Linked DNA regions of Mus musculus: region 1 is linked to region 2. The links are chromatin loops, found by intact Hi-C in ENCODE. Cell type or tissue: left cerebral cortex. All regions are shown on one strand.

Region 1 (2,500 bases), 130 kb before region 2:
ACAGTAGTCAGAGGCTGCAGAGATGGCTCGGCAGTTAAGAGCCCTTGTTGCTTTTGTAGAGAACCCTAGTTTAATTCCCAGCACCCAGATAAGGTTCCCAACTATCTTCTGACCTCTTCAGGTACCAGTTACACGTGGTGTACAAATATACATGCAAGTGAAACACTCACACATGAAATGATAAAAACAAGACTACTCCAGAGGCATCCACAGAGCAGGAGGGAGCCGAGGGGCCTTCCCCCATCTGGCCATAGTTGATTCTGGATCACAAGATCACATTCAGAAAAGTCACTGAATGTATGAGCTAGGGACGCCCAACTACGCAAGTGTAATAATAAAAGAAGCCAATTGAGGCCAGCTCAAGGATTGCTACCAGGAAAGAGTGGTTCCAGGGGATGGTGGTGGGCAAGGGGGCATTTGGGGTGCTGGGGGGGCAGGAAGGTGAATGATGGAGCTTAGTGGATTGACAGGGAAAATATACAGAGAGAAGAAAGGGTTCAAGGCTCCAGCGATGGGCTGTGACACTTAGTTGAATCCCACGGAAGGTAAGAACCTACCATGAAATCTAGGATCGTGTGAGACATTACAGCTAGTGGCTCTAGTAACATCAGTATGGGCCGGGCGAGATGAGAAAGGCAGAAGAGGAAATAGAAGCCTGGAAGATGCCTTTGTATAGTCCAGGCTGAGAGCAGTACTACAGGCATCCTTAGAAGATGCCAGTTGACCATCCTACCTAGCTCAGGAGAGTGGCTGGTTTGTAGTGGGCATCTGGGGGCATTGCCATAGATCTAACCCCACCCACCAGGCTCCCTGCTGCTTCAGCTGCGTCCAGATGAATGGACCTGGAATCAGCTGCTGTGGCCTATAAAGGCTTATAAAGGACTCTAGATGTCACCACCGTTTTAACTGAGGATAGCCATTGGAACCCCAATGGTACCAGCTCTGGTGTACGAGTGGCATACTAGTTTGCAAAGTTAGAAAACATGCATCAAATAAAGTCACTGCTTTCCACGCAAGAGCCACCAGGTGGTGCACCCTTTATTTAGAACGGCTCCAGTTCACTTTCTTCCAAGCTAGGGATGGTCCACTCTGCTCGACTCCAGGTTCCCTGTGAGTCTGGACCTGGACTTAGGGTAGGAAGCTACCATCTCATACGTGGAGGGCAGTCAGAGGATGTCTGCTTAGCTGGGTTCTCAAACCTGGTAGAGACTGGTGACCACATGTGGGTTCTGCTCCCCCCGGCAGGTGGTGGATGTGGCCAAGCTCATGAAAGCGTATATCAGCATGATTGTGAAGAAGCGCTATAGCACCACACGCTCTGTGAGCAGCCAGGGCAGCTCCAGGTGAAGACGAGCCAAGCCCACGTGTCTTGCCGATGTGAACGTGCCACTCTTTGCCTGGGCCAGCGCCTGGTCCTGACCCAGCTTTGGAAACTCAGCTGTCCAGGCTTCTGATAACCGGTCGTCAGAGGGAGGAGTCCCGGGGGCTCCCTTCACCCGATCAGCCTCAGAGATCACGTATTAAGCTGTCAACCTTTAACAGTCTGCACAATCTCTTAAGCTTTAGTTAAAAATCCTAGATGAGAACTTGCCTTAAAGAAAAAAAGAAAGGGGAGAAAACCACACGGCCACCAAAGCAGCCAGAAGTGCCTTAAACTTGCAGAGTGGACCCTAATCGACCTTAACTGTGCTACTGAGGGGGAGCGCTTTCACCTCCCGGTGGGGTTTGCAGAGCTTGGAGGCGGGGCATGGATCCACTGATTGTGCACTAACCTCCCCAGCCTGATTTCCTGCAAATGAGGGGAGCTGAGGGGGCGGGGCGAGGCAGGGAGACAGCAGAGGGGGACAGTGTGTTGTCGGAGTGCTGCTGGCAGCCTTCCTTACGAACATGTATTAACGTTTTTGGGGTTTTTTTGTTTTTTTGTTTTTTGTTTTTTTGGTTTTTTTTTTGCTTTGTTTCAACTGTCTGTGCTTGCCCGCGCATGCATGTGTTCACACACTCAACACTTTAATCATTGTCCTGTGAGCATTAAACACAAAGGGAAAGAGGATGTGCAATGTTGTAAACAGTCTGTATATTTTCCTAGTTCAGAGTTCTAGTCTCGAGGTGGCTTTATTAACAGACCCGGATCCTGGACGTTCCTGTCTTTGCTGTATTTTTTGGAAAGAAACATTTTTTTTGGACTCGGTTTCGTTTTACATGTAGCTAGGGCGGCGACCTGTGACTGCTGTATTACTAACAGGTCTACAGCCCAGAGAGATAACTGTATTTATAAACCACTCTTAAACTGCTGGCTCCAGTGTTTTTAGAATGATATGAAGTCATTTTGGAGTCTTTTTTTCATTCTAAAAGTTAAGTTAAAAAATTTTTTTTGTTTTGTTTTGGTCTTCTTTGAAGGGTAACTTGTGTTATCACTCTGGCTAGATTGCAGATATAACCATGTCGAATGTGGGGGAGGGGGGAGCTGCTGCATTCCCAAACTCTGTACCCCTCAAGCAAA
Region 2 (2,500 bases):
GCATGCCCATGCTGAAGCTTAGTTTATGAACATGAATGCTTAGTTTATGAAGCAGGCACAGTGAAGATTTATAGTGTCCTATGGAGCTTAGCAACTTTAGCAGTTTTCAAATTTTTATTAAACCGTGAACTTTCACTTTTTCATTTTAAAGGATACACCTTTTGGTTTGTGTGTGTGTATCTGGTTTATCAGCATCATGAATATTAGGCTTTCAGGCCATTATTATAGGTTTGATAATGGTCCCTTGGATACAAACCCTACACTTACCTTGATAGTCCGTCTGATTAATTGGGATGCTTATGAAGCGACTAACGGGCAGGTACCATATACACTGTTGGTACTGAAAAAGGATGGTTTCCATGTGGGGGTAAAAGTCTGTAGGAATAGTCCTTTGTGTCGGCCAAGTCCAGTCAAGTGCCAGTGTTATCCCAGATTTCGGCCTTTTAGCTTCTCAGATCCTAAAAGGCTGCAGTTTCTGGAGGGGTAGCCTGTGGCTCGGGCTGTGTGAGGCTACTGCCACACTGGTTACAAAGCTCTGGGTGTGAGCTTGCTTTCAAGCTATGTGTTAGAGAGTGCTCACGTTGGCTTAATACAGAGATTAGCATGACTGAGCAAGGCTGGCATACAAATTCATAAAATACGCTGTGTGTAAAAGTATAAGTTCTGCATTTGAGTAGGTGGACCCACCTTAGGTAGATGTCCGTCAGACCTTAGACTTGCAGAATGTAAAGCACCCTGTTTGGTGGGAGCTGCTTAAGTACTTTGTGGTATTATTCAAGTATATTTATCTTAAAGTGTGGCGTGCATATGTCACAAAATGGACAATAATTTCCAAAAGAAAGCAAATAATTATTTTAAATTATTTGACTTTTCAATCCCTCAGCGATCTGGAAAACCATTTCTTTCTTTCTTTTCCTTTTTTAAAAAGATACTGTATAAAATATCACATGAAAGGTATCGTTCGGATTGATTAATGCACCAAGTAGAGCATACATGCTTTTAAAAGAGAAAAAAATGATCAATTCTTAACTAGTAGATCTTGCTTTGACACTTCCCTTATATTCTTAGAAAAGAAAGGAAGGAAAGAAGGAAGGAAGGAAGGAAGGAAGGGAGGGAGGGAGGAAGGAAGGAAGGAAGGAAGGAAGGAAAGGAAGGAAGGAAGGAAGGAAGGAAGGAAGGAAGGAAGGAAGGAAGGAAGGAAGAGAGAAAGAAGATGTGTTCAGATTTTAACTCAAAGCTTTTATAGGGTACTATTGAATGAGTCTCCTGGCAGTTTGGAAGCTAGACCCTGTGAAAGGAGCAGCAACTGAGAAACACACAGCAAGGACCTGAAGCATAAGGACACCTAGAGTCAGCACCCGGCCATGTTCCCCGGCCACTCCCTGGCCACAGTGAAGCAATGGGGGTGGACGGAGCTTTTCAGCACAGAGCCACATAGGCGCATATTCCTGTGCGTGCTTCTTGTGAGTTAGGAAAGAAACCTAGGCGATCCAAAGCTTTTCTTGCAAAACAGCGTCCCTCACAGCCTGATTGCCCCATGACAACGTGTGTTGTGTTGGTTTGTTCTCCTTTTGGGTGAGACTTTTCTATAGAGTGGAAGGCGTTATGCAAACAAACCTCCCACTCTCTCTAACCGCTCTCCAACTTCCCCGTGACTCAAAGGAGGAGATCGATAGCTGGAGTGAGGTTTCAACCTGTCCGTGGCTACTCCACCTTTTGGTAGGCGCTTAAGTCTTGCCAGGAACACACACACACACACACACACACACACACACACAGGAAAGAGGGCAGGCTCTAGGTGAAGTCATCCCTGGTGACACCTTCTCACAGGACTTCAGGGAAAATGCTGGGCGACTGGGCAGCGCTCCTGCCCAGCTGCCTGTCACGGTGCTGGAGTGAGAGGTGAGCTCTTTATTTTTAGCAGGGGGCTGTCATAATAGTCCACTCCTCGGCTTCATTCAAGGCGGGAGGGAGGCAGGCGCTCTGGAAGTTTGTAAACACCAACTTTCTCAGTAGAGGAGGAGCGCTTTTCTCCAGAAAGAGAAGAATTCCCCTGCTGGGGTTTCCCTCTTCTTAGAGCCTGTGCTGTGGACAAGACAGCATTCTCTGGCCATCAGCACAAGCAGAGGCGGCTCAAGTTCTAATTCTCAAAGGGCAGAAATGCCTGCAGGCGGCGGCTGTGGACCAGGCAGAAGGTAATGAGGACATTTTGTTTCTCTGGAGTCTGTTAAGTTTGTTGTTCATCTTAAAAAATATTCTGACAAGTTTAAATATGTTTAAGTGGAAATTTATAATCCTAGCAAATGTTCTTTGGCAAGATTAGCAATCTGAGCTTTAGGAATATATGCAAAGGAGTGTTTGTTTTTCCTCGAATAAGGAAAACAGTGTCCTGGAAGTTTTAAGCCACATTTTTCCCACATAGAGTTGGAATCTACTTGAAATTTTTGATGTTTCTTTTTAAGTTTTTGAGATAACGGTGGTAGACATCTGAGCTCATGAA

What was found. Hi-C counts contacts between places; a loop is a spot of excess contacts. Peaks named below come from ENCODE experiments on the same cell type or tissue, not always from the same donor. Only the 100,000 strongest peaks of a DNase experiment are listed, where the experiment ranks them.
Region 1: it touches region 2 in a loop (2.8-fold over the local background); 22 of 42 quality-filtered maps call a loop at or near these places.

The regions. Positions count from the first base shown.
Region 1 is chr15:25,810,876-25,813,375 of GRCm38, forward strand. Myo10 (myosin X) reads left to right here. Exons shown (of 41, transcript NM_019472.2): 41 at 1,246-2,500. The coding sequence ends at 1,347. Among named protein-coding and RNA genes, the nearest start is that of Retreg1, 31 kb to the right of the region's middle. In left cerebral cortex, a CTCF peak has its summit at 1,019 (motif pointing right); a DNase peak (open chromatin) is centred at 1,034.
Region 2 is chr15:25,939,049-25,941,548 of GRCm38, forward strand. The region is part of intron 3 of Retreg1 (reticulophagy regulator 1); the gene reads left to right. Among named protein-coding and RNA genes, the nearest start is that of Mir7212, 7.9 kb to the right of the region's middle. In left cerebral cortex, no CTCF peak of the experiment used is centred here; a DNase peak (open chromatin) is centred at 1,537.